2 separate regions of the Homo sapiens genome follow, and region 2 is linked to region 1. Evidence: chromatin loops called from intact Hi-C (ENCODE). Cell type or tissue: thyroid gland. All regions are shown on one strand. Each heading gives the region's core, and the rest is flanking DNA. Links, peaks and the distances in the headings are about the cores only. Region 1 overlaps SCARB1 (scavenger receptor class B member 1). Region 2 overlaps LOC105370050 (a long non-coding RNA gene).

Evidence for each region. A loop is a pair of places that touch in the nucleus more often than their neighbours do. Peaks named below come from ENCODE experiments on the same cell type or tissue, not always from the same donor. Only the 100,000 strongest peaks of a DNase experiment are listed, where the experiment ranks them.
Region 2: a loop joins it to region 1, with 2.1 times the contacts of the local background. A loop is called at or near these places in 4 of 110 quality-filtered maps.

Annotation. Positions count from the first base shown.
Region 1 is chr12:124,797,850-124,812,642 of GRCh38, forward strand. SCARB1 (scavenger receptor class B member 1) reads right to left here. Exons shown (of 13, transcript NM_005505.5): 5 at 14,021-14,116; 6 at 12,325-12,440; 7 at 9,912-10,078; 8 at 2,275-2,393. Among named protein-coding and RNA genes, the nearest start is that of SCARB1, 59 kb to the right of the region's middle. RefSeq lists enhancers at 1-165, 166-676. In thyroid gland, for the core only: no CTCF peak of the experiment used is centred there; a DNase peak (open chromatin) is centred at 6,572; H3K27ac peaks cover 1,069 bases.
Region 2 is chr12:124,871,735-124,886,527 of GRCh38, forward strand. It overlaps LOC105370050 (a long non-coding RNA gene), which reads left to right. Exons shown (of 3, transcript XR_945488.3): 3 at 5,756-5,843. Among named protein-coding and RNA genes, the nearest start is that of SCARB1, 15 kb to the left of the region's middle. RefSeq lists enhancers at 12,845-13,532, 12,934-12,983. In thyroid gland, for the core only: no CTCF peak of the experiment used is centred there; a DNase peak (open chromatin) is centred at 6,887.

The sequences.
Region 1 (14,793 bases), core at 2,876-10,875:
TGGAGCTTCGGGAAGGGCCTAAGGTGCACAGCATTGTGGCAAACGTGTGGAGCTTCCTCAGACAACGAAAACCAGAACTACCATCGGATCAGTGATCCCACTGCCGGGCATCCCCCCAGAGGAAATGAAATCAGTGTGTCAAAGGGACAGGGGCACTCCCATGTACGCTGTGGCCAAGATACGGAATCAAGCGAAGTGTCCGTCAGTGAATGAATGGGCAGCAGAAACGTGGTGCACACACAGTGGGATACTGTTCAGCGTTTAAAAAGAGGGAAATCCAGCTGGGCGCGGCGGCTCACGCCTGGAATCCCAGCACTTTGGGAGGCCGAGGTGGACGGATCACTTGAGGCCAGGAGTTCCAGACCAGCTTGGTCAGGATGGTGAAATCCCGTCTCCACTAAAAATACAAAAATTAGCCAGGTGTGGTGGTGTGTGCCTTTAATCCCAGCTACTCTGGAGGCCGAGGCAGGAGAATTGCTTGAACCCAGGAGGCAGAGGTTGCAGGGAGCCACGATCATGCCACTGCACTCCAGCCTGGGTGACGCAGCAAGACTCTGTCTCAAAAAATAAATAAATAAAAACAGGGAAATCCTGTTATTTGTGACAACATGACGGACCTGGGGACACTATGCGAAGTAAAATAGGCCAGGCACAGGAAAGCAAACCCTGCATGACCTCACCTGTATGTGGAATCTAAAAGAGTTGAATTCAGGCCAGGCGTAGTGGCTCACGCCTATAATCCCAGCAACCTGGGAGTCCGAGGCGGGTGGATCACCTGAGGTCACGAGTTCGAGACCAGCATGGCCAACGTGGCAAAACCCTGTGTCTACTAAAAATACAAAAATTAGCCGGGTGTGGTGGTGTGTGCCTGTAATCCCAGCTACTTGAGAGGCTGAGGCAGGGAGAATTGCTTGAACCCGGGAGGCGGAGGTTGCAGTGAGCCGAGATCGTGCCACTGCACTCCAGCCTGGGTAACCAGAGTGAAACTCCATCTCAGAAAAAAAAAAGAAAAAAAGTTGAATTCATGGAAGCAGAGGGTAGAATACTGGCTACCAGGGGCAGGGATGGGGAAGTCCGTCAAAGGATACAAAATTTCAGTTAGACAGGGGGAGTAAGTTTAGGAGACCTACTGGGAAATAGAGCAACAGTCACTGTATTGTACTATACAATACAACACAGTGACTAGAGTGAATAGCAATGTATTGTAAGCTTGAAAGTTGCTGACAGTAGATTTTAAATGTTCTCAGCACCAATACATCATCAGTATGTGAGGTAATGCATATGTTAATTGGCTTGATTTAGGTATTCCACAAGTTATATACATACATCATAACATCATGTTGTACACTCAAAAATAGACAGCTTTTCTTCTTCAATTTAGAGAATTAATTTTGGCTGGGCACGGCGGTTCATGCCTGTAATCCCGGTACTTTGGGAGGCCAAGACAGGAGGATCGCTTGAGCCCAAGAGTTCGAGACCAGACTGGGCAACATGGCAAAACCGCGTCTCTACAAAAAATATAAAAATTAGCCAGGCATGGTGGTACATGTCTGTAGTCCTGGCTACTTAGGGAGGCTGAGGTGGGAGGATCACCTGAACCCAGGGAGGTCGAAGCTGCAGTGAGCCATGATCATGCCACTGCACCCCAGCCTGGGCAACCGAGTGAGACCCTGTCTCAAAAATAATAATAATTTTGTTAAAGGCCCATGGGATAGACCACAAGTGCCCACCCAGGAAACAGAAAACCACAGATTTCTGAATCAATGGTAGCAGCCACCAAGACCAACTGGGCATATTTTACAGAGAACGGAGGTGCCAAGAGAAGAGGCCACAAGCTGAAGGAGTGTCCTTGGGAGGGCCACATGTCCAGCTCCCTGCTTGTAGACAGAACTTCACACGGGACAAATTCCCTGTGTGATTTATCTGCAAAATACCCCAGGCTCTTCTTGGTACCTAAAGATCTTTATGGTATCTTGACACATCCAGAGGGCTGCCTCCAGCTCACATGTAGGAGACATCCCAGCTGATAAGTTCTAATTAATTTACTGTCTTAGAGCCCATTTATAGAAACCAGTACAGGGATCATAAAACCCTTGAACTACCTTGAACTATGGAGTCGGGGTGAAGTAAGGAACTTTGGTGGCTCGAGATTCTAGAAGCCAGGCTTCCCACCACCCCAGCCCACAGCAGCTCTCTGCCTGGGGAGAGAGGAGGCAGCCAGGTGTGCTCCAACCAGGAATCACCCACCCCCCACAGAGGATGGCAGGGGCTCACCGGGTGGATGTCCAGGAACAAGGAGTGTGCCTCCTGGTTAGGGTGCAGGCCAGTCACCGCTTCTGCCAGAACCGGGTCAGCGTTGAGGAAGTGAGGATGGGAGAGAAACAAGGGGGCACCTAGAAGAGGGGCAGGGAGGGGACATCAGACAAGGACAGTATATTGGCAGGTCCTGCCAGGCCGGAGGTCTGCACAGAGCTGTGGTCTGCAGGGCACCCCCGTGGCGATGACAAGATAACCAGACAGAGAGGATCCCTTCCTCCATTCTGTAAAAAGCCCCAGGCCCTGTGATGAGGGACAAGCTCTGCGCCAGAGAAGGGGTGAGGCAGGAGCCGCTGATTCTGACAGGAGAGACCAAAAGAAGGAAGAGGCCTCTTCACAGGAGCCAGGTGAAGGATGCCCGGGAAGCGCATTCCAGGTGGAAGGGAAGGCAGAAGCAAGCGTGGGGAGGGGGAAATGCATGGTGCACAAGGGTGCTAGGGAGGCACGGATGGAAAAGGCAACGCCAGATTTGAACTTGGGTGTGGGGAGGGGAGTCTCAAGCGCAAGCCAAGCAGCCCACACTGTCCCCTGCAGGACACGCAGCAATGATCGGAGCTCAGGTGTGTGCACCTGTGGCCAGATCTCCCTGCATCCACAGGAGTGTGTCCCTGTAGACACACCTGCTACAAATGTGAGCTCAACCTCGCCACTGACCAACCAAACCAGGCAAACACCAGCTCACCCTCGGGACAATGGACAACAGGCCTGAAGGACAAGTTAACAAGGAACAGCGAGCGGGCCTCTCTCAAAAGCTCACGAGGGCCAGGCGCCATGGCTTACACCTGTAATCCCAACACTTTGGGAGGCCTCAGCAGGCAGATGACTTGCACCCAGGAATTGGAGACCAGGCTGGACAATATGGCAAGATCCTATCTCTACAAAAATTAGCCGGGCATGGTGGCACCTGCATGTAGTTCCAGCTACTCAGGAGGCTGAGGCAGGAAAATCGCTTGAGCCTCAGAGGTTGAGGCTACAGTGAGCCGTGACCGTGCCACTGCACTCCAGCCTGGGTAACAGAGCAAGATCCTGTCTCAAAAGAAAAACAATTTTTTTTTAAAAAGCTCACAAGGATCCAGACAGTGCTAATCCACAGACAGAGCCAACGGGTGGTGACCAGGGGCTGGGGGAGGGGGCGGGGAGTGACTTCTGATGAGTCTGGGTCTCCTTTTGGGGTGACAGAAATGTTCTGGAACGAGATACAAGTGATGGCTGCACAACCTTGTGACCCTGCTAAATGCCACTGAATCATTCACTTTAAAATGGTTAATTTTATGTTACAAGAATTTTGCCTCAGTAAGGAAAACAAAACAAAACAAAACAAAAACTTGAATCAGAGGCCAGGCACGGTGGCTCATGCCTGTAATCCCAACTCTTTGGGAGGCCAAGGCGGGTGGATCACTTGAGGTCAGAAGTTCAAGACCAGCCTGGGCAACATGGTGAGACCCCGTCTCTACTAAAAATACAAAAATTAGCTGAGCATGGTATGTGCCTGTAATCCCAGCTACTCGGGAGGCTGAGGCAGGAGAATTGCTTGAACCTGGGCGGCAGAGGTTGCGGAGGCTGCAGGGAGCTGAAATCGCATCACTGCACTCCAGCCTGGACAATAGTTTTCGGAGGTTGCAGTAAGCCAAGATTGCACCAATGCACTCCAGCCTCGGCAAAAGAGCAAGACTGTGTCTCAAAAAAAATAAAATAAAATAAAGGGCCGGGCGCGGTGGCTCACGCCTGTAATCCCAGCACTTTAGGAGGCCGAGGCGGGTGGACCAGTTGAGGTTGGGAGTTCACGACCAGCCTGACCGATATGGAGAAACCCCGTCTCTACTAAAAATACAAAATTAGCCGGGCCTGGTGGTGCACACCTGTAATCCCAGCTACTCAGGAGGCTGAGGCAGGAGAATCGCTTGAACCCAAGAGGCAGAAGTTGTGGTGAGCCAAGATTGCACCATTGCACTCCAGCCTTGGCAACAGAGCAAGACTGTGTCTCAAAAAAAAAAAAAAAAGACATAGTTAAAAAATACCGTGGAAAATAATGATGTTGTAAGTTCTAACTAGAACCTGTTACTGCATGAGGCTTTAACTGGGAGCCCTGCTCTTTTTCTGTTAAAAGAAAAAACAAAACAAAAAAGGCTGATGAGTGTGGAAGGCTCTTCAAGTCCTCTCAACACCAAGAGACCTTCTCCTGCAGGTGATGGCAAGGAGGAAAAGAGCATGGACCCAGAAGCTCACTCTCACCTCCTTGGACCTTCTGAAGCCATCCCAAGCACCCGCAGGGACAGTGTCCTCCACAATCTGGAAAACGCTGCCTCTCGTGCCTCCTCCGTGGAGGAGGCAGCCACGGAGCCGAACTCTGGAGGAATCTCAAACAAGCCCTGGCCTGCCCACAGCCCCAGGTGGAGACCGAGGTGGGATGGAACAACTTGCCAGCCCCCGCCCTTGCTTCAGAGGCCGAGCCTGCATGGACCCACGCACGTGTTTCTTCCAATGTTATTACCAAGCACGCCGAGAGAGATCTTCCCAGCTGTAAGTGGTAATTAATTTGTAGCTTTATGGCATATCTAGCCAGACATAATTGCCCAGGATTGCCACCGATGATAATTAGTTGGCTCTGTGAGGCAAGTCGGATGCCCTCACGCAACAGGGAGGTTTGAGATGAGGGAGTTGTCTGAGTCCAACAGATTTCAAGGCCCAGAAAGGCAAAGGCATGGTACCTTTACTCTTTAGATAACATGCCACAGAAACACAGACATAGGTGCACCAAACGACACGTGTGCACCACGGTCACGGTCGAAAAACAGGAACTTGGATGCCTAGGAGCAATGGAAGGAGAAGATGGAGGTGGCACCCACGATGGAACACCACACAGCAACGGAGAGGAGGGGCTGCTACCACCCACAACGTCACGGACGAATTGCACCAGGGTGCTAAGGGGTGCACGGACCAGAAAAGGAGGAAAAGGAGTCTAGCATTATGGGTCCATTCACATGAAGATGCAAACCAGCTGAGCTCCGGGGCTGGATGTCAGGGCGGTGGGAGGACCGCGAGTGGCATCCAGGGCCTGTCCTGTCTGTTTCTCAGTCAGGGTGCTGGCCACGGGGTGCGTTGACTTTGTGAAGTTTCAAACTGCAGGTGTCAGCCAGGCGCAGCGGTTCATGCCTGTAATCCCAGCACTTTGGGCGGGAGGATCACTTGAGCCCAGGACTTCAAGACTAGCCTGGGCAATATGGTGAGACCCCGTCTCTTAAAAAAAATTTAAGAATTAGCTGGGCATGGTAGCAACCGCTTGTAGTCCCAGCTACTCAGGAGGCTGGGGTAAGAGGATCAATTGAGTGATGGAGGTCAGACTGCTGTGAGCCATGATGGCACCACTGCACTCCAGCCTGGGCGACAGTGATACCCTGTCTCAAAAAACAAAGCAAAAAACCCCAAAAACTGCATGAGTCATCTGGGAACTTCTTTGTATCTATGTATATTTTATTTAGAAGCAAAAACTAAGCCCGGGCAAGACGGCACAACCCCACCTCTACAAAAAAAAAAAAAAAAAAAAAAAAAATTGAAATAAGATAAAATAAATTAGCCAGGTATGGTGGTGTGTACCTGTGCTCCCAGCTACCTGGGAGGCTGAGGTGGGAGAATCATTTGTGCCCAGGAGGTCAAGGCTGCTGTGAGCTGTGATTGCACCACTGCACTTGAGCCTGGGCAACAGAGAAACCCTGTCTCAAAAATATAAATAAATATAAGAAAAAACTCTATTTAAATAAAGATTTTAAAATTCCTTTGCGCTTTTGAAATTCTTTTGGCAGATGTGCTAAGAGAAGGCGGGACACACCTCGTCCCACGCCCTTGGAGGGGATGGGCATGTCGTTTCTCCCCCTTCTCCTGGTACCTACACCCCCACTTTAAGCCTTCCCTACTTTCAGCCTTGTGCTTGGAGTGGGGCCGGCCCACCCAGGAGCCATCTGAGCATGTGACACAAGCCTGGCCAATCAGCATAGTCCACCTCGGCTACTGTGATTGGTTTACAGCTGGGCATGGGAGCCAGGCAGACCAATTAGAGCAAACCCTGGAACTTCTGCTGGAGTGAAGGAAACACAGGTGGCCCCCTTTCTGCAGGACTCGGAGCTGGGCGGAGGTGAGCCTGGAGCCTCCACAGGCAGCCAGGAGGGAGAGCCTGCTTGGCAGCAAAGCCAGTCCAGCAGAAAACTGAGCTGGGACTTGGCAGAGGCAGCTTCCAGACAACATCTAAGTTCTGGATTTGTGCCTAATGCAGAGATCTGCCCTGGAATTTTTCATTACGCAAACCAAGAAGTGCCCTTTTGGCCTAAATCAGGTGGAGTCCAGCATCTGCCACTTGCGACAGTTGCTGTAGCACACCTATTGGGTGTGTAACATCCTCAACCTTAGGAGCAGAAATCCCCGCCGATACCAGCAAAGAATGAAGCAAGCAGAGGCCAATGCCCAGACGGGCCAGACAGGACCAGGAGACAGCAGCGGGCGTCCCAGGCCCCAGCTCCAAACCATTCATTCACAGGTTGTTCCATTCTGCCTGAAATAGGGGAAAGCATCCAATCTGTTGACAGCCCCTCCTCCTGACCCCTGTTGCAGACCAGTCCTTTAGAGTCGCCATTGCCAGCTGGAGGACGGGGCTTCAACCAAAAAGGCTCCCAGAAGGCAAGACACAGTCAAATAGAGGGCCGCTTCCGGTCCTACCAACCCTGTGACCTTGGTCGCATCCAGCATCAGGCCTCAATTTCCTAAGTACAGAACGCACTCACCATCCCTATATTCAAATACTGTATGAGTACCCATTACATGCGGGGCACAGTTCTAGAAGCTAAGAATAAAACCAACAAGAGGAGCTTGGGGCCCTGCCTACAGGGATGACAGTGAATGGAAGGGGCAATGAATAAAATCCACAGTCCATGAGTTCAGGGAGCAATGAGCACCAAGACAAGAAGAGGAAGACAAGAAGACCAAGACAAGAAGACAAGAAGAGGAAGCCATAGGGAGCAGCAGGTGGGAGAGGGGGCAACTTTAGAACAGGAAATCAGAGGAGGCCTCCCGGAGGAGGTGGCATTTGCATGCAGGCCAAAAGAAGGTGAGGGATGATCCACTCAGAAATCCAGACAAAGAGCTCTCCAAGCAGGGGAAGCAACCCATGCAAACCACAGTGCAAGGCACTGACCTTGGTATACTTTAGAAAAAGGGCGAAGGCATCAGGGCTGGAGAATAATGAACAGGGGACGTGTAGGGAGAAATGGAGTCAGAGAGGCTGGTGGGGCTGGATCCTTCAGAGAGGCCGGTAGGGGCTGGATCCTGCAGGGCCCAGGGCCATGGTGGGAGTTTGGACTTCACTATGAATGCAGACAGAGCTGCCAGACATTTTAAGAGGACGGCGGCCATCTGCATATTTTTCGAGATGGGTCTTCCTCTGTTGCCCAGGCTGGAGTGCAGTGGGGTGATCACAGCTCACTGCAGCCTTGACCTCTGGGCTTAGGCCATCCTTCCACCCCAGCTTTCCACGTAGCTAGGACTACAGGCATGCACCACCATGCCTAGCTAATTTTTTTTTTTTTTTTTTTTTTTTGGCCAGAGAGAGGTCTTGCTATATTGCCCAGGCTGGTCTCGAACTCTTGGCCTGAAGTGATCCTCCCACCTCGGCCTCCTACAGGGTTGTGATTACAGGCGTGAACCACCACACTCGGCCTGCATTGTTAAAAGATCCCTCCGCTGCTGTCGGGAGTGCTACAGAACTTCCTATGATGATGGAAATGTTCTCTATCTGTGCTATCCAAGACAGTAGCTGCTAGACACACATGGCTTATGAGCATTTAACTTCCGGCCGGTGCAACCAAGGAACTGCCTTTTAATTTGATTTCGTTTAAATCAATTTCAATTTAAACAGCCGCAAGAGGCCAGCAGTGACCGCACTGGATGGTCTAGGGGATGGATGGTAAGGCGGCAACACTGCATTGAGGGATGGGCTACTGAAAGGGCTGGATCACCAGGAAGGACGTGTCCGTGGCCTGGACAATGAGGCGGGGGTTGGGGTGGGGAGCAAGAGAGAGGAAGGAGTGAGGACTCAACCTGGAGGTAAAGCCATCTGGGCTTGTTGACGCACTGGAAGAGCTGGGTGAGGACAGGGAAACAAACTGACGCCCGAGGGTCCAAACTGAGCAACTTGAGGTGGGGGTGTCTCAGGGACTGGCACACAATTGAGACACACCAACAATGTCAGGGGACCGACGCCAACAGCAGTCATCACATCTGCCTAGCCACCCACACTGCGGAACGAGAAGATGTTACGTAACACACAGACCCTCGCCAGCCTCATTTCATGTCATTTAGGACACGTACATGCCCTAAGCCCCAGAACCCATGACTATGTCAGGTCACAGGGTAAACGGGCGCTGGGCCTGCTCAGCAGCTGCCTTGAAGGTCCAGAAATTGGGCCGGGCACAGTGGCTCACACCTGTAATCCCATTGCTTTAACACGCAGAGGCAGGTGGATCACTTGAGGCCAGGTGTTTGAGACCAGCCTGGGCAACATGGTGAAACAACATCTCTATAAAAACTTTACAAAAATAAAATTAGCTAGGTATCATGGCCCACACCTGCGGTCCCAGCTACTCAGGAGGCTGAGGCAGGAAGATCGCTTGAGCCCATGAGGTCGAGGCTGCAGTGAGCTATAATCGCACCACTATACTCCAGCTCCAGGCTACAGAGTGATACCTTGTCTCAAAATATAAAAATAGGCTGGGCGCGGTGGCTCACACCTATAATCCCAGCACTTTGGGAGGCCGAGGCAGGCAGATCACTTGAGGTCAGGAGTTCAAGACCAGCCTGGGCAACATGGTGAAACCCCCATCTCTACCAAAAATACAAAAAATTAGCCAGGTGTGGTGGTGCACGCCTGTGGTCCCAACTACTCGGGAGGCTGAGGTGGGAGGATCACTTGAACCTGGGAGGCGGAGGTTGCAGTGAGCTGAAATGGCGCCACTGCACTCCAACCTGGGTAACAGAGTGAGAGTCTGTCTCAAAAAAAATAATAATAAACAAGATGGGGAGATTGTCCTGGGGTATCCAGGAGAGCACGATGTGGTCTTAAGGGTCCTTAGAACTGGAAGAGGGGGCAGAAGAGGGAGGAGAGGAAGAGATATGAGGACAGAGTGGATCAGAAGGATGCCATGTTGCTGGCCTCAAAGGTGGAGGAAGGGCCCGGGAGCCAAGAAACACAGAGGGGCCTCTGGAAGCCAGAAAAGGCAGACGCAGCTTCTCCTAGAGCCTCCAGAAGGAACACAGCCGCCTTGTTCTGAGCGCGGTGAGACCCACGCAGACTTCTGACTACAGAACTGCAAGATAACCAGTGTGTGTTGTTCTAAGCCCTGAAGTTCATGGCAATATATTGTGACAGCAACTAATAGACCTGGCATTTCTTCCTTTTCAGATTATCTTCCTGCGGCCTCATTATCTTCGCCTAATGGGATTATCAAGAGTACAGAGGCCAGAGATTAAGCAGACAGCACTGGGCAGATAAACCCTCAGCTGGCCCCACCCTCACACCCTCCCGCCATCCCAGCACAGGGGACGGCACGTACTGAACCTGCAGGTGCTGACGTTCTGAATTCCAGACTCCAGGCACGGGCAGAAGCCTTCGTTGGGTGGGTAGATGGACCCGTTGGCAAACAGGGTTTTGGGAGCCACGAAGCGATAGGTGGGGATGCCTTCAAACACCCCTGACTCCTTGTACATTAGCTTCATGGATCTGCAGGGGACAGACAGGATGAGAGGGGACACCCAGACCCGGCGGCCAGAGCCAGGCCCTGCCAAAGGCTGCCCAGATCCAGCCACTTCTCCCCACGGGCGCTACCACCTCCCGGGTCCAAACCGCCCCCATCTCTCACCCGCGGAGCTGCAGCGACCTCCTAACAGGCCTCTCCGCTCCGACTCTGCCTCCCCACCCACATCAATGTATTAGCCGTGGCCAGATGGAGTTTTACAAAAGAACAGAGGCCAGGCATTATGGCTCACACCTGTAATCCCAGCACTTTGGGAGGCCGAGGTGGGAGGATCACTTGAGCCCAGGAGTGTGAGACCAGCCTGGGGAACATAGTGAGACCCAGTCTCTAAAAATAAAATTGTTTTTGAAAGTTATGAAATTAAAAAAAGAACAGAATATATCATGCCCCTGCTGAAAATCTGTGACCCTTTCTAGTCTAACCTACCATTAGGATTCATTGACCTTATCTAGCCCCTGCATAAGCTCTGCTCAGCCCTGCCCCAACTTCCTGTGCCCAGGGCCTCCCTGCAGTTCCTAAGCACACTCACTCCTGCCCCAGGCCCTTTGCATCACTGCTCCCTCTGCCTAAGAACAGTCTCCTCTGGCATCTTCATCCACCAGACTTCAGCCCTTCAGTCAGATCTCAGTTCAGCTGTCACTTCCTCGGGTGGCAGCACCGTCCCCCACACCCACCCCATCCACCCTCCATCCATTCATGCTCCTGTACTTTCTCAAAAGCACTTCTGAACTTGAACATGCACTGTGCTACCCACTCTGTCCACGGCAGCCACTCAGCACGCATGGCTGTCCATCCCGCCCTTGACATGGGGTGAGTCCAAATTGGGATGCAAGTATAAAATACATTCCAGATTTCTAATACTTGCTAGCAAAAAAAACAAAAAAAAAACCTCATCAATAACACTTGAAATGATCCCATTTTTGATATATGAGGTCAAATAAAATACATTATTAAAAATAATTTCACCAATTTCTTGTTACTTGTATTAATGCAGCCACTAAAAAATTTTAAATTGCATGTGTGCCTTGCATATTTTGATTTATAGGAAAGTGCCAGCTTAGATAACAGTATTATGTCAATGCCAAATTTTCTCATTTTGATAACAGCATTATGGTTATGTAAGAAAATGTCCTCGTTTCTGAAAAACACCCACTGAGTATTTGGAGGTAAGGGGGCATACAGCCTCCAACCTACTCTCCGATGGTTCTGGAAAAAGACACTCGGCGAGAAGAGGGGGTGGGGGGCTTAACACGGCTAGTGAACCTGGGTGAAGGGGAGACGGGGGCCACTTGTATTTCTCATGCAACTTTTCTTTAAGTTTAAAATTCAGCTTTTAAAGTCAGCTGGGTACAGTAGCTCACACCTGCAATCCCAGCACTTTGGGAGGCTGAAGCAGGAAGATCCCTTGAGGCTAGGAGTTCAAGACTAGCCTGGGCAACATAGCGAGATCCCCATCTCTAAAAAATTAAATAAATAAATAAGTAAAAACTTAAAATAGTAAAAAGTGGCCACACAGAGCAAAAGCACTGTCACTCTCTGACACTCTAGTGTTTGTGCATTTGCCTGAGTTGCCCTGATAGGACACAGCCTCCTGGGGAACGGAGACTTGGCCCACCCTCTCACTACCGGGCACCTGGCACACAGTAGGGCTTCACAGGGTTTGCTGGGAGGGCAGATAAGTCAAGGTCCACATGAGTGAATTCCTAAGTAAAGGACTTTTCCAGAGTGACCAGAATGGAACACGACACAGCAAGGCCTCCAGAAAAGGGCTGTAGGAGCCACCCACTGTCTACTCTTACCCCACAACTGGGACCATGGGACACAGAGCTGAGCCTGAAGGGGCCAAGCAGAGCCAGCTGATGTCTCAGCACCCAGATGGTCATGGGGGCCACCAGCCAGACGCCAGAGGGAGCCCACCTCTCGCCTCCATTTTATGGCCCCCTGTGACTTGACATGTCCTGCCCCCTCCTCCCAGCCCAGCACCACCTGGCTGCAAACCACCACCAGCAGCCTCTCTTTGGGCTGTGTAGAGGCATTGGCAGCTGGAGTTTGGCTTTTGGTGGTGTGACCAAAGAGAATTCAAGCTGGTGCCAAGGGCTACTGAGTCAAATCCACGATGAGTCAAAATGCTTTCCAAGTGCACAGCCAACACCACAGAATTTGGCCATGAGCTACCCAGGAAACCCAGGAGGCCCCGAGTCCCAGTGATTACCGGCAGGCCTCCGGGCTGTAGAACTCCAGCGAGGACTCAGGAGTCATGAAGGGCGGCCACATTTGCCCAGAAGTTCCATTGATCATGTTGCACTGATCGGAATGCCAGAAGTCAACCTGGGGGGAAGCATCCAGACTAGACCCCTCAGTAGGGCCAAGGCCCCTTAATAAGCCCTCTCAGGTGCTGCACACCTAACTCACCCTGGTGCACGCACGGCCACTCAATTCCCAATACTGGCACGGTGGGAAGAGGGCAGGCTATGTAGACACACAGAGAGAATGCCTACCACAGCTTCCCCCTCCCAGACCCCTGAATGTGTAACTTCGCTAGGGACTCAGTTCTTTCATCTGCAAAATAGGCCTATCACCCACATTTCCAGCCTGAATCTGGAAAAGAAGTGTGGTGAGCAGGTGAGGTGAGAGGTGGGGCGCGGCTGTGCTCAGCCCTCAGAGCGGAAGTCAACAGGCACCTCCTGAAAACAATCGGCACACAGGCAAACTACTTAAAATCATAATGGTGGCCACCACCGGGCAACCCCAAAACAGAACCTGTCAGGTTAACTGACTCTGGGGAGCGAGACCCAGACTCGACAAAACCAACTGCTCACTTTCCAATCTTCTGTATGATGAGGATGTTTAAAATCACGTGCACATGTACAGTATATTGGAATATACAAGCCACAATGAATGTGAACTCCATCTATCGTGAATGGCTACTGCCAGTTGCAGATGGTGATTTTTGCCACTCTGGGCACCGGTTGGGGTACGATTTGTCCCTAGCCCTCAGGGTCTTTGCAGTAACTACCACGGGGAGTGGGGAGTGGGAAGTCACACAGTCATTTTCACACATATTGAGAAAAGGTCACGAAGGTGAAAAAAGCCAGTTGCAAAACAATGCACGTAGTATGATTTCATGATGTTCAAAGAAGAAACAATTCCGTATTTCTCTGCGTACATATAGGTGTGCACATGGGTAAAAATGGATGGGAAGAATATATCCCAAACTGATAATTGTGGGTTTCCTCTGGGGCAAGGGGTAGGGGTGGGAGGTGATACTAAGGGCACTTATCTCCCTCTCTTGTTTTATTTTGTAATGTGAATCTCTTCTCTTTTTTTTGGAGACCGAGTTTCACTCTTCTCACCCAGGCTGAAGTGAAATTGCGTGATCTCAGCTCACTGCAACCTTCACCTCCTGTGTTCAAGCGATTCTCCTGCCTCAGCTCATGAGTAGCTGGGATTACAGGCATGCAACACCACACCCAGCTAATTTTTTGTATTTTAGTAGAGACAGGGTTTTGCCATGTTGGCCTGGCTGGTCTCGAACTCCTGACCTCAGGTGATCCCCCCCACCTCGGCCTCCCAAAGTGCTGGGATTACAGGCATGAACTACCACGCCCGGCCTTCAAAACATTTTTGTAAGTAAAGAATCGAAAGGAAGAAAGCACTCAGTTCCCAGCAGATGCCAGGTGCTCAGTAAGCTCAGTAAGCAATCACTAACCCCACCTGCCCCTCTGGGTGGTCAAGCTTTAACCAGAGGTAAAATCCCTCCTCCAACTTCAAGAGTGTTCATCCTCCCAGCACCCTCTTCACGACAAAGGAAGAAGGAGCTCTCTGGTCCCTGCCACTCCCGAGCAGCCATGGCCGGGCCCACCCTCCCCTCTCCCTGGCGACAGGGGCCCTCGCCTCTCGCCCCTCACCTTGCTCAGCCCGTTCCACTTGTCCACGAGGTGGATCCTGCTGATGTTCTGGACCCCCGTGAACACCGTGAAGAGCCCAGAGTCGGAGTTGTTGAGCTACAGACACAGCAGGGAACAGCATCGTAAGGCTTAGGCCTGCCATTGAGCCGGCCTGGTCTGAACATTCTGGGCTGAGCCCTCCTCCCCCTCCACCAGAAGGACAGGGCCCCCAGCATCTGGTTCACTGCCAAATGCCCAGTGTCTGGGGACCGAGAGGAGGCTTGGGAGCTTTCTAGGAGGAATGGTCCCGGGTTCTGTGGCTGCAGTGTTCCACCCTCCCTTCCTAACTCCAGGAGAGTCTGGCTTTCCTCCCAGGTAAATGGCAGATCACCCCCACCACACCCTACTCCAGCATAAAATAAAGCATGGCCAGGTCAGCTCCCTGAGCAATGAAAAAGGAGAAGTGGCATGTCACTTGGGGGGATGCTTTAAGGACTGTGCACACGCCTTTCACCGGGCTCTCTGCCGCTGCTATAGCAGCCAAGGAGGTATGTGTCAAGACAGAGCCTCCCTCAGCCTGGATCCCCAAGTGACCACCACAAGCGCGGGTGCCCCAGTCACCCACACTGGACGTGGAGTGCAAGCAAAGGAATAAGTCTTGGTTGTTCTAAGCCATGGAGATTCCGGGGCTGCTTGTCACAGCAGCAAAACCTGGCCTGTCCTAACCCATCGAGGTTCTTGATAGTGGGGCCCAGGCTTTGGTGCTCCGAGAGCATTTCCCAGAAGCTGGTTTC
Region 2 (14,793 bases), core at 2,967-10,966, 74 kb after region 1:
CCTGAAATTTGTACGTTGAAACCTAATTACTATGTGATGGTATTAGGAGGTAGGGCTTTTGGGAAGTGACGAGGTCATGGGGGCAGAGGCCTCATCGATGGGATTAGGGCCCTGACACACGAGGCTCTAGAGAGCTGCATCTCCCCTTCCACCAGGCAAGGACACAGAGAGAAGCTGCCATCTGTGAACCAGGACGCAGGGCCTCACCACCATCAAATCTGCTGGCGCCTTGATCTTGGACTTCCCACCCTCCAGAAATGTGAGAAATAGATGTCCGCCGTCTGTAAGCTCTCCCCGTCTATGGTACTCTGTTTTAGAAGCCTGAGCAGACTGAGATGCCCTGTAAATCCTGTCTTCCTTCAGAATCACGCCTTTCTGAGTCCCCGATCACTGACTTCCCTCCAGGAGTCTTTCCTCTCTGACTCAGGGCTGGCGATCAATCCTTGCCTTTGTCCCTGGCCTTTGGGGACTCTGATATGTCCTCTCTGGCAAGGGCTAACCCTCCAACACAGACGTGCTTTCCAGGACAAAGGTGCAAGTGTGTGGGGAGGACCCAGCTGGCAGCCGCGAGCTAATACGTTGCTCCGTGGGCCAGGTCACTGGAGGACAGAAGTTTCTATCAGCTGCCACTCTCAACAGCAGCTGGAGAAAGGAGGATGATTCCTATCCCAGGAACCAGAAGATTCCTCTGAGACCACCTGGTCCTGTCCTACCTACCAGAGAAGGGATGGACATGCTCATTCATTCATTTATGTGGCAAATACTTGCTGAGCACTCGCTATGTATCAGGCCTACTGTGTGCTAGGGCCTGGGGGTAGATGGGGAAGAAAGCAGGCAGGTCCTCTGTGCCCTGGCCTTACTTTTTTTTGAGACAGGGTATGGTTCTGTCACCCAAGCTGGAGTTCAAAGCTCACTGCAGCCTCCACCCCCTGGGCTCAAGCGATCCCCCCGCCTCAGCCTCCTACAGACATGTGCCACCACACCAGCTAATTTTTTGTTTTGTTTTGTTTTGAGACAAGAGTCTTGCTCTGTCGCCCAGGCTGGAGTGCAGTGGTGTGATGTCAGCTCACTGCAGCCTCTGCCTCCCGGGTTCAAGCGATTCTCCTGCCTCAGCCTCCCTCCCGAGTAGCTGGGACTACAGGCGCCTGCCACCACTCCCAGCTAATTTTTGTATTTTTTAGTAGAAATGGGGTTTCACCATGTTGGCCAGGCTGATCTTGAACTCTTACCTCAAATGATCCACCCACCTTGGCCTCCCAAAGTGCTAGGATTACAGGTGTGAGCCCCTGCACCCAGCCAAGCTAATTTTTTTTAATTTTTATTTTTTTTAATAGAGATGGGTGTCGCACTATGTTGCCCAGGCTAGTCTCGAACTCCTGGAGTCAGGCGATCCTCCCACCTCGACCTCCCAAAGTGCTGGGATTATAGGTGTGAACCACCACGTCTGGTCTGCCCTGGCCTTTTTAGTAAGGGAAAGAGAGAGAGATATTAAAATATATATATGTTTTTTTATTTATCTATAAATATATGTATAAGCAAATAAATAGATAAGGATTATAGATGGTGCTACGTGCTAATGAGAGAAATAAAAAGGTAATGCCACAGGGAGATGGGGGCTGGCGGGGGGAGACCGGAACCTGGGGAGGACCTTTCTGGCAAACAAACCAGCAAGTGCAAAGGCCCTGTGTCAGGGAGGTGCTCAGTGTGCCCAAGGAACAGACAATCAGGGACCCCTGCACCTTAGACGGTGCAGTCACCCCGGTTTATACCTCTTGCCCCAATAGTATCATTAATAGCACCTCCAAGTCACTGCATGTGGGGTGGTCTGTGATACCCCAACTGCACTGCACTGAAACACACAGGCTGGCTGCAGCTCTTGAGCAGAGGTCACGGTCCCTGGAAGGCAGACCTCTCTCGACTCCTCTCTCCTCCCGGGTTCCAGGTGACACTCCCTGCCCTCCTCCCCTCAGCCCCAGGGTGGGGAGCAGCTTCACTCTCCCTTTCGTTTTCCCTGCTCCTTTGTATATATCTTCAAAGTCCCCAATTTTGAGTGTTCTCTCCACTTCCTGCTCAGACTACTACAGGAACTGATTCTGTGGTGGGAAAGGAATTAGAGGAGAGAAAGAGAGGCTCAGAGGCAGTGTCCAGCAGCTGCGGTAGAAGCCTGGAGGTAACGGCCAGCGCAGTGGCTCACGCCTGTAATCCCAGCACTTTGGGAGGCTGAGGCGGGAGGATGGCTTGAGGCCAGCAAGTTCAAGACCAGCCTGAGCAACATGGTGAAACCCCATCTCTACTAAAAATACACAAAATTAGCCAGGCGTGGTGGCACGTGCCTATAGTCCCAGCTACTCGGGAGGCTGAGGTGGGAGCATTGCTTGAGCCCAGGAAGTAGAGGCTGCAGTGAGACACGATCGTGCCACTGCACTCCAGCCTGGGCAACAAGAGTGAAACCCTGACTCAAAAATAAAGAAAAAAAGAAAGTAGGCTGTCTTTAGGAAGAAAAAAAAAAAGAAGAAGAAGGCTACTAGTTTTAACTGACTAATAGTTTAAAACAGCAAGTCTGGAGCCAGACAGTCCAGGTTCAAAACCCTGCTCTCCTATGGACACGTTACTTAACTCTCTGGGCCTCGATTGCCCCATCTGTAAAATGGGGCTAATAAGACCCACCTCAGAGGTGTGGAATAAGTGAATCGCTTGAACCTGGGAGGTGCAGGTTGCAGTGAGCTGAGATCATGGCACTGCACTCCAGCCTGGGCGACAGCAAGACTCTGTCTCAAAAAACAAAAAACAACAAAAAGAAATTAACATAGAATTACCATGTGATGCATCAATCTCATTTCTGGGTATCAAAGAAATGAAACTGGGAACTTGAAGAGGAATCTGGCCACCGCGTTCATTGCAGCGCTGTTCACGATGGCCCAACGGTGGGAGCAACCCGAGTGTCCGCTGATGGGTGGTGGGTAAGAAGCTGGGGCCCATCCACACGGTGGAATAGGATTCAGCCTGGAAAAGGAAGGACTTTCTGACGCACGCTGCGACATGCACGGGCCTTGAGGAAGTTATGCGAGTGAAATAAGCCACAACAGGACAAATACCGTACGATTCCATTTGCATGAGCTCCCTAGAGTAGCCAGATCCACAGAGACAGAAAAGAGAATGGTGGGTGCCAGGGGCTGGGGGAGAGGGAAAGGGGAATTATTGATCAATGCATATGCAGTTTCTATTTTGCAAGATGAGAAAGTGCCAGGAGGGATGGTGGTGATGGTTACACAACAATGTGGATGTCCTTAATGCCACTGAAATGTACACTTAGAAATGGTTAAGATGGTAAAAACAAACTACACAACAAAAGGCTGAGCCAGAGAGAGGGTAGGAGCCTCCCACAAAGTGCAAGTTTGGGGTCAAGAAATCTGTTAGGAGACTTGAGGGGACCTGAGCAATGAGGAGCAGCTGTGATCTGTCTTTGATCGAGAACCAGGGAGGCAGAGATAAGATGTGAGTGGGGCGGGCTCAGGGAGGACAGCAGGTCCACCGGGCCCTCTGGAGTGTTCTCTGCGCCTCCAGACAGGGAAATGAGGGGACTCGGGGCCCCCAAACTGTCCCCAAGCCCACTCCTGGCGACTTTCTAACTTTTCCACCCTGTCCTGAGCCACAGAGAAAAGTGCTGGCGAGTGTGACAGGAGTCCGTGTCAGCTTCCCTGAGCAACACAGACTCAGACCCAGGGTCTGTCCCAGAAAGGAGTCCCCACCACACGGGGAGGAGGGATCGGAGCCGCCCAAGAGGATTTTTGTTATATTCACACTCTGGGCGACACAGACTGGATTTCTAGGCAAGTTGCTCACCTTCTCAAGGCCCTGGCTGCCCCTCTGAGCCCCAGGTATTCCCTCTGAGCTCCAGCTGCCCTTCTCAGCCCACAGTATCCCCTCTGAGTCTTGGGTGCCCCTCTGAGCCCTGGGCCCCCTCTGCACAGTGGGAATGAGAGGTGTACCAAGGTTGGAACAGTGGATACAGCCCCCAGCCTATTCAAACTCGGGTTGCTATTTCTTATCACTGTGCACCGGTAACTCTAAAAAATGTCAGCGATAAAACATTCCTCCTGAAACAATCTTTTATTGGTCTAAGTCTGAACTGGGAGTTGGCAAACTACAGCCCGAAGGCCAAACCTGACCCCCAGCCTGTTTTTGTAAATAAAGTTTTATTGACCTGACCCCCAGCCTGTTTTTGTAAATAAAGTTTTACTGGAACCCAGACACACCTATTCATATAGTTTATGGCTGTGTCCAGGCTACAGTGGCAGAGTTGAGGAATTTTAACAGAGGCCCTGTAGTGCAAAAAGTTAAAATAGTTATTATCTGTTGCTTTACAGAAAGAGTTTGTCAATCCTTGGACTAAACAATTGCTGTGGTTGAGTTTTAATAATACATATGTGAGTTTCAGATTAGTACAATCATATTACTTTCCTTTTAATAAATATTATATTCCTCATGGAGTTTAGTTCAGAGAACTCCACATGCCCCTGCACACACACAGACACACACATTGACACACACAGACACACAAACACATGCAGAGACACACACAAACACAGACACATTGACACACACAGACACACACATTAACACACTCAGACACAAACACATGCAGAGACACATACAACACACAGACACACAAACACACACACAGACACACACATTGACACACACACACGGAGACACACACATTGGCACACACAGACACACAAACACATGCAGAGACGCACACAACACACACAGCCACACACACAATATTTTACTGAATTTGAATAAATATCTCTTTTTTTCTTTATTTCTACACAACAGGGATATAAAAATAAATATCAGGCTGGTCAGGGTGGCTCACGCCTGTAATCTCAGCACTTTGGGAGGCTGAAGCAGGAGGATAACTTGAGCTCAGGAGTTCAAGACCAACCCTGGCAACACAGTGAGACCCTATCTCGAAAATAATTTTTTCTAATTTAAAAGAAAGGAGAAGTTGGGGGTGGTTCACAGGTACAAAAAAAATCATTTGAAAGAATGACTAAGACCTACTGTTTGCACAATGGGGTGACTAGAGTCAATAATAACTTAATTGTACATAGTAAAATAACTAAAAAAGTAGAATTGGAGGCTGGGTGCGGTGGCTCACGCCTGTAATCCCAGCACTTTGGGAGGCCGAGGCGGGCAGATCACAAGGTCAGGAGTTCGAGACCAGCCTGGCCAACATGGTGAAATCCCGTCTCTACTAAAAATACAAAAATTAGCTAGGCATGGTGGTGGGCGCCTGTTTTCCCAGCTACTCAGGAGGCTGAGGCAGGAGAATCACTTGAATCTGAGCGGCGGAGGTTGCAGTGAGCTGAGATCGTACCATTGCACTCCAGCCTGGGCAACAAGAGCAAAACTCCATCTCAAAAAAAAAAAAGAGTAGAATTGGATTGTTTGTAACACAAAGGATGAATGCTTGAGGGGATGAACACCCCATTCTCCATGACATGATTATTACACTTTGCTTGCCCATATCAAAACATGTATCCCATAAATAGATACACCTACCGTGTACCCACAAAAATTTTAAAAATTAAAAAGATGATCCACTCAGAGGTCAAATACAAGATACATGCTGATGGGGACAAGTAATACCTCAGAGAGTTTTTGTGAGGATGAAATTAAACAAGTGTGATGATAGATACCATTGGTGCCTTTCTGAAATTCATGCTTTCTCACCCCTTCTTTCTTGAAGGCAGAGGGTCTATCTGCTTCCCGGCAGTCACAGATGCTCAAAGAGGGGGACCTCATTTTCCCATCTGGAAGAAATCCTGATTATTCTCAGCCATCTTGGTAATACAGTTCCTCTCACTACGATTGGCTTAGGGGTGGACATGTGAGCACATGCTGGTGAAAAACACGAGAGGGGGTGAGCTGGGGGAATTCTTGCAAAGGTTTCATTGCTGATAAAAATGGACCAAGGAAGAGATGCTTCCTGCATGTGTCCTGTTGGATGAGATGCCCAGACAGAGGCAGCCACTGTGCCCTGCAGAAAATGCCAGAGCAGAGAGATGCAGAGAACCTGGCTTTTCAGGGATCCCCTTGACATTGAAACTGAGAGCCAGCTGGGCGCAGTGGCTCACGCAGGTAATCCCAGCGCTTTGGGAGGCCGAGGCGGAAGGATTGCTTGAGGCCAGTAGCTCAAGACCAACCTAGCCAACATAGTAAGACCCTGTCTGTATTTTTAAAATAAAAATATAAATAAATAAAATTTAAAAAGAAATTGAGAACGCCAGGCCCCGTGGCTCATGCATGTAATCCCAGCACTTTGGGAGGCCAAGGTGGAAATATTGCTTGAGGCCAGTAGTTCAAGTCCAGTCTGGCCAATATAGTGAGACCCTGCCTCTATTTTAAAAATAAAAAGCCTGGGCACAGTGTCTCACACCTGTAATCTTAGCACTTTGGGAGGTCAAGGCAGGTGGATCACCCAAGGTCAGGAGTTCGAGACCAGTCTAGCCAACATGGCTAAACCCCGTCTCTACTAAAAATACAAAAATTAGCCGGGCATGGTGGCACATACGTGTAATCCCAGTTACTCGGGAGGCTGAGACAGGAGAATCGCTTGAACCTGGGAGGTGGAGGTTGCCATGAGCCAAGATCACGCCATTGCACTGCAGCCTGGGCGACAGAGTGAGACCCCATCTCAAAAAAAAAAAAAAAAAAATGAAATCGAGAACCCCAAAGCTGCCCTATCTCAGGACTTCCCCTTATATGGAAATAATAAATATCTTTATTGTTAAACCTCTTGGGTGCTTTCTAGGACTTTCAGCCAAAAGCAGTCTCAATGGCTACAGATATAAACCCGGCTGGCAAGTAGCCAGCAGCCACAATCAACAGTTTTATTGACTTTGTCCTTCAGTGAGTATTCACGGAGTGCCCTCAGTGCACCAGGACTGGGCACTACAGCTCATGAAAAGGGGTTTCTTTCCTAGAGGTGCACTCCAGAGGCTGCAGACAGACACCAAAGCAAGTCCAGGAATAAGGCATCAAAACAGCTTCAGATAATGTTCAATACTGGCAAGAAACAAAACCCAGCGGTTTGAGAGAGAGCGAGGGAGGGTGTGGGCTCTCTGGAAAGGTGACATCTAACAGAGAACTGAATGAAGAGCCAACCATGGGAAGACCCAGAGAGAGCATTCCAGGCGGAGGGCACGGCACACGCAAAGGCCCTGAGGTAGGAGTGAACGTTGTGCGTCGGAGGAACTGAACCGTGGAATGTGAGAGCATCACAATCGTGGCAGCAGCTTTCAAGAAAGTATGTAAAAGCGAACAAAAGGTCCACAGTCCGAATTTCTCGCCTCCCTTTTTTTAAATTTTTTAAATTTTTTTTTTTTGAGACAGGGTCTCTCTGTCGCCCAGGCTGGAGTGCAGTGGCGCAAACTTGGCTCACTGCAGCCTCAAACTCCTGGGCTCAGGCAATCCTCCCACACCAGCCTCCAGAATAGCTGGGACTACAGGCACCTGCCACCATGCCTGGCTAGTTTTTGTATTTTTTTTGTAGAGATGAGGGTCTCACTGTGTTGCCCAGGCTGGTTTCAAATTCCTTGGCTGAAGGGATCCACCTGCCTCGTCCTCCCAAAGTGCTGGGATTACAGGCATGAGCCACTGCACCCAGCCTTCTCCCCTTTTCTTTGGGCTTTTGCTCCCGGGCCCAGTGTTTAAGGGCTCTGCTATGTTGGAATCGGAGATGAGTTTTTGAGGTTCACTTTCTAACTCAAGAGAACCACCTGACCTCTCACCGTGCATGGGCCTGAAGAACACAGGCTCTTTTTTTTTTTTTTTTTTGAGACGGAGTCTCACTCTGTCACCAGGCTGGAGCGCAATGGCGCAATCTTGCTCACTGCAACCTCCACCCCCCGGGTTCAAGCGATTCTCCTGCCTCAGTCTCCCAAGTAGCTTGGATTACAGGCGCCCGCCACCATATCTGGCTAACTTTTGTATTATTAGTAGAGACGGGGTTTCACCATGTTGGCCAGGCTGGTCTCAAACACCTGACCTCGTGATCCGCCTACCTCGGCCACCCAAAATGCTGGGATTACAAGCATGAGCCACCATGCCCTGCCAAACACAGGCTTTTAAAATGAAAGCCGAAGTTTCATGCTTCAGCATAACCAAACAGCTCCATGTCCAGCTAGTCCCCATCTGTTTTGCCTGTTTTCCTACTGGACCAACATTTTCCTTCCTGCCCAGAAAACTGCAGCTCTTGCCACTGGCCCCTTGTCTCCAACACCCACCCGCTCTGCCCAGGGCCCACTGAGGCCCAGGGATACCGTCCACAGCATCAGAGAGGCCAGCTGCCATGGAGCGAGGCAGGAGGTGCCTCCCTGAAACCAGCGTGGGTACCAAGAACACTGGAGCTTAGGAGATGCCCTTACCCTTCAACGCAGAACCACAAAGCTGTCAGTTTCTTTCCTGAGGGGGAACTGTTCTTAGGCTGCAGGCCGAGGCGTCTGCCAGGGATGGCTGGAGCCCACAGAGAAGCTGGTTCCAAAAATATTCTTTGGGCTGGGCGCAGTAGCTCACGCCTGTAATCCCAACACTGGGAGGCCGAGGCAGGAGGATTGCTTGAGCTCAGGAGTTCAAGACCAGCTTGGGCCACTTGGCGAAACCCCATCTCTACAAAATACAAAAATTAGCTAGGTGTGGTGGCAAACGCATCTGTAGTCCCAGCTACTCCAGAGGCTGACTCAGGAGGATCGCTTGAGCCCCGGAGGTTAAGGCTGCAATGAGTCATGATCACGCCACTGCCGCCCAGCCTGGGTAGCAGCGTGAAACTCTGTCTCAAAAAAAAAAAAAAGGTGGAGGGGGCCAGGCGTGGTGGTTCATGCCTGTAATCCTAGCACTTTGGGAGGCCGAGGCAGGTGGATCACTTGAGGTCAGGAGTTCGAGACCAGCCTGGACAACATGGTGAAACCCATCTCTAATTAAAATACAAAAATTAGCCAGGCATGGTGGTGGGCACCTGTAATCCCAGCTACTTCGGAGGCTGAGGCAGGAGAATCACTTGAACCCAGTGAGCCGAGATCACACCACTGCACTCCAGCCTGGGAGACAGAGCAAGACTCAGCCTCAAAAAAAAAAAAAAAAAAAAAAAAAGACAAAACAAAAACAAAAACAAAAATATCCTTTGGAAAACAATGGGCAGAAATATCTTTCTGGACACATCTGGTGGTAGCTGAGGCTCCTGTTTGGGCAGGGATGGGCAGTGCCAAGGAGGACCACTGGATACACACTCACAGGGTCATTTGTCAAACTTCTTTTCAGAGCAAGGTTTTGCTCTGTCACCCAGGCTGGAGCGCAGTGGGGTGATCACAGCTCACTGCAGCCTCAAACTCCTGGGCTCAGGTGATCCTCCCTAGTAGCTGAGACAACAGGCACCCGCCACCACACCCAGCTCTGTCAGACTGTGCCGACTGAGCACTTCCTATGGGCAAGGGGGCACGTTAATCACCTTCTCATAAAGATCACACACCAGTGGGACAAAGAGATTCTTCTCACACCAATGAGTCTGCCGTGACACCTGAGAAAAACGCTTTCAGGGAGAGGAATCCACCTCGGTGAGGGCGCATTCCAGGGGCACAGAGTGGACCTTTTTCAAAGCGAGTGGGATTGTGTTACTTCCTGCTTGAACTCTGTTGGTTTCCTGTTGCATAAACTCCAGGTCCTCCCCGGGCTGCCCTCCTCTGCCTCCCTCTCCGCTCTCTGGGATGCAGCCACCCTGGCTTCCTTCAGGTTCTTCTTATGGGGTCAGCCTGTGCCCACCGCAGGACCTCAGCACAGGCTCTGAGCCCCGCTTCAAATGCTCCTCTTGTTTAAAAGGGCTCCACGGAGGCTTTTTTGAGGGGCAGCTCCAACATCACCTCCTCAAAGAGGCCTTCCTCAACCAGCCCATCTAAAGTAACCCTCTTCTCTGGCACAGTGGCTCACACCTGTAATCCCAGCACTTTAGGAGGCTGAGGTGGGCCGATCACTTAAGTTCAGGAGTTCGAGACCCTCCTGGCCAATATGGTGAAACCCCATCTCTCCTAAAAATACAGAAATTAGCCAGGTGCGGTGTGCACCTGTAATCCCAGCTACTCGGGAGGCTGAGGCAAGAGAATCACCTGAACACGGGAGGCAGAGGTTGCAGTGAGCCGAGGTTGCACCACTGCACTCCAGCCTGGGCGACAGAGTGGGACTCTGTCTCAAAAAAAAAAAAAAGAAAGAAAAGATTAACTGGGCGTGATAGGTGTGTCTGTAGTTCCAGCTGCTCCGGAGGCTGAGGCGGGAGGATTGCTTCAGCCTGGGAGTTCAAGGCTGCAGTGAACCACGATTGTACCACTGCACTCCAGTCTGGCCAACAGAGTGATACCCTGTCTCTAATTAACGAATGCTCTTTATGTCGTCGTCCTGTTCTATATTCATCACACCCTGGCATCATCTGTCCTGATTTTTCACCACTTGTTTCCTCCATGTTTCTGTAGAGAAACACCACGAGGGTGCTGAATCCCCAGCACCAGCACAGGGCCCGGTGCATACAAGGGGCATGATGGTTTGTGGAATGAATGAATGAATGCATGAATGAGGGACCTAACCCCATTGGAGGAAGTCAGGAAAGGCTTGCTGAAGAAGTGGTATCTGAAGTGGCATTGACGGGTGAGAAGGAGTTGGGCTGTGCACCCCGACTTTGGCCAGTGATTAGAACTCCCTGGGGGCCAGCGCTTGTACCCCGCCCTCAGCGGTTTCCCAGGGTCTGGGTCGGGCACAGGGGTTGGTGTGTGTTGAAACTCCCTGTGTGATTCTCATATGCACACTAGGCTGAGAACCGTTCATCATGGGCCTTTGTTCTCCTCCAGGTGTTCTCCAGAGCAGCAGCAGCACCAGGCCACCTGGAAATGTGATAGAAATGCAGGTTCTCAGGCTGGGTGTGGTGGCTCACACCTGTAATCCCAGCACTTTGGGAGGCCAAGGCTGGAAGATAACTTGAGCCCAGGAGTTCGAGGCCAGCCTGGACAACATAGTGAGATCCCATCTCTGCAAAAAAATTTTTTTTTAATTAGCCAGGCACGGTGGCAAGTGCTTCTAGCCCCAGCTACTCAGGTAACTGGGTAGAATTGTGTCCCTCCAAAAAATGATATGTCCAAGTCCTAGGCCCCTGGTCCCTGTGATTGCAGCCTTATTTGGAAATAGGGTCTTTGCAGATGCAATTAAATCAACAGGAGGGCCTGCGGGATTCGGGCGGGGCCTAATCCAATAGGACAGGGGTCCTTATAAGAAGAGGGACATCGGGCCGGTGGAAGGATCTCTTGAGCCTGGGAGGTCGAGGCTGCAGTGAGCCATGTTCACACCACTGCACTCCAGCCTGAGCAACAAAGCAAGAGCCTGTCTAAGAAAGAAAGAGGAAGGAAGGAAGGCAGATTCTGAGTCAAAGAAAGGAAAATTGATTCTGAGTGAAAGGAAGGGAGGGAGGGAGGAAGGAGGAAGGAAGGAAAGGAAGGAAGGAAGGAAGGAAAGAAAGAAAGAAAGAGAAAGGAAGGAAGGAAAGAAGAAAGAAAGAGAAAGGAAGGAAAGAAAGAAAAGAAAGAAAGAGAAAGAAAGAAAGAAAAAAGAAAGAAAGAAAGAGGGAAAGAAAAGGAAGGAAGGAAGCAAGGAAGGAAGGAAAGAAGGAAAGCAGATTCTGAGTTCTCACCCCAGACCTGTGACTCAGACACTGGGGAGTAAGGCCCAGGAATCTGCATTTTCACAAACCCTCCAGGGGCTTCTGACTCACTCTGGAGTGATGGGTGAAGTGGAATCTTCCAGAAGGACAAATGCTTTCAGCCATGTCTGGTGTCAGAGGCAGGAGCTCCCACACTTATGTGCTGCCTGGCTCCTCACCAAGACAGGTGCTAGACTATCTCTGAGACTATCTTTTCCCTTGAGGCAGCTGAGAGCTGGAGCAGCTTCAGATGCCTCCAGATCCTGGGCCCTTGAACTTCAACTCGAACTTGGCTCTAAAGTGTCGCCCTCAGCAAGAGTCAACGCAATTGGGCCCTGGCTCCGTGAGGTGGACAGGGGCCTTGCTCGCTCCTTCTTCCCCAGCCCTGCCCCATGGGGGAGAGAGAGAGGTCGTCAGGTGAGACGGAGTTTGTTTCAGCAATGTGTTTATGAGTCCCAAGAACTTAGGATAAAGTTTCTGAAATACTAGCCTGAGGATGTCCCTCTTTGAGAAAAAGGGAAAAAGGACACCGCGGTTACCCCAGCTTTGTTATTCATGTAACAACGGCAGGGCATTTGAGTTCTTTCTGTTTTCATCCTACTTCCACTCCCACATCTAATCACTAACATTTCTCTTGTTTTGCTGTTTGTTGCTTCCTTTCATTCTCCCCATCTGAGGTGGGTAGAATTGTGTCCCTCCAAAAAATGATATGTCCAAGTCCTAGGCCCCTGGTCCCTGTGATTGCAGCCCTATTTGGAAATAGGGTCTTTGCAGATGCAAATGCAATTAAATCAAGAGGAGGGCCTGAGGGATTCTGGCGGGCCCTAATCCAATAGGACAGGGGTCCTTATGAGAAGAGGGACATCCGGCCGGGCGCGGTAGCTCACGCCTATAATCCCAGCACTTTGAGAGGCCGAGGTGGGCGGATCACCTGAGATCAGGAGTTCGAGACCAGCCTGCCCAACGTGGTGAAACCCCGCCTCTACTAAAAATACAACAAATTAGCTGGGCGTGGTGGTGGGCACCTGTAATCCCAGCTGCTCAGGAGGCTGAGGCAGGAGAATCCATTAGAACCCGGGAGGCGGAGGTTGCAGTGAGCCAAGATCGTGCCACTGCACTCCAGCCTGGGCAACAAGAGCGAAACTGCACCTCAAAAAAAAAAAAAAACAAAAAAGAAGGAGAAGAAGGACATCTTGTCACAGAGGCACATACAAAATGTCATGTGCCATTGAGGCAGAGATTGCAGTGCTGTATCTGCAAGCCAAGAAATGCCGAGGGCTGCTGGCAGCCACCAGAGGTCGAAGGAGGCAAAGAAGGCTTCTCCCCACCCCAGGCTTCAGAGGGCTCTGCTGATGCCTTCGTTTCTGATTTCTGCCCTCCAGAAAGGTAAGAAATGCATTTCTGTTGTTCTGAGCCACCCAGTTGGTGGCACGTTGTCCCGCAGGCCCAAGGGACTTACGTACCCTCTCCACCCTCTTCCTTTAGCCCAGCGAGCATTCTTGCGCTTGAGCAAACAGCAGAACCACCTGGAGGTTTAGTGAAACCCAGATGGCTGGCCCCGCCCCTGGAGTGCCTGATTCAGTAGGTCTGGGTGGGCCTGATAACTGCATTTTCAGCAAGTTTCCTGAACACGCTGGTGCTGCTGGTCTGGGGACCACACTTTGAGAACTGCTGATCCAGATCACACCATCTCCTGCCTGGATGACAGCTCCAATCCCCTAACTGGCCGGAACCCTCTCCCCTCCTCCCTTCCCCCTCCACCGGCAGGCAGGCTGAGCTTCCTAAAACACCTAGGAAATTGTCATTCCCCAGTGTAGAATCTCCAGGGGCCTCTCACGGTCTGCAGGACAAAGTCCAAACACCTTCGCAGGCCACTGCAATTGCCTGGTCTCAGCTGAGGTGCTCAACACAGACTCCCCACCCACCCCCAGGCACAGGAAGGAAGGGAGAAAGAGATGCTTTCAAGAATTGTTTTTGTTTTATCAAATAATTGTGAATAGACATAGTGTTAGTTTGCTAGGGTTGCCATGCAAAGCACCACAAACCGGGCCGCTTAAAGCAACAGAAAGCTGGGCGCAGTGGCTCATACCTGCAATCCCAGGTCTTGGGGAGGCCGAGGCAGAAGGATCACTTGAGTCCAGGAGTTCGAGAGCAGCCTGGGCAACATGGCGAAACCTTGTCTCTACAAAAAAATACAAAAATTACCTGGGTGTGGTGGTGCCTGGCTGTACTCCCAGCTACTTGGGAGGCTGAGGTGGGAGGATTATCTGAACCCAGGGAAGTTGAGGCTGCAGTGAGCCGAGATTGTGCCAGTGCATTCCAGCCTGGGTGACAGAGTGAGACCCTATCTCAAAAAAATACAAATATATGAATAAACAGAAAGTTTACTCTCTGGAAGTTCTGGAGGCTGGAAGTCTGAGATGGGGATGTCTGCAGGGCCACACTCCCTCTGAAGGCTCCGAGGCTCCTTCCTCACCTCTTCCAGCTTCCAAGGGGCTGGCTGGCAATCCTTGGAGCTCCTTGGCTTACAGATGCCTCTGCAGTCATGGGGCCATCATGACACCATCTTTCCCTGTACATCTGTGTTGACAAGATGGCTCTGCTCTTACAAGGACACCAGTACTGTTGGATTAGGGGCCCAACCTACTCCAGCAGGATGTCACCTTAACTCATCTGCAATGACCCTACTTCCAAATGAAGTCACATTCTGAGGCGTCAGAGGATGGGGCTTCAGCATATCTTTTTGGGGAACACAATTCAACCCATGACAGATTTTATTTTTCTTTTGAGACAGGGTCTGGCTCTGTCACCCAGGCTGGAGTGCGGTGGCACAATCGCAGCTGACTGCAGCCTTGACCTCCTGGGCTCCAGCAATCCTCCCGCCTCAGCCTCCCGAGTAGCTGGGACCACAGGGATGCACATCGTGCCCAGCATTTTTTTTTTTTTTTTTTTTTTTGAGATGGAGTCTTGCTCTGTCGCCCAGGCTGGAGTGCAATGGCGCGATCTCAGCTCACTGCAACCTCTGCCTCCTGGGTTCAAGTGATTCTGCTGTCTCG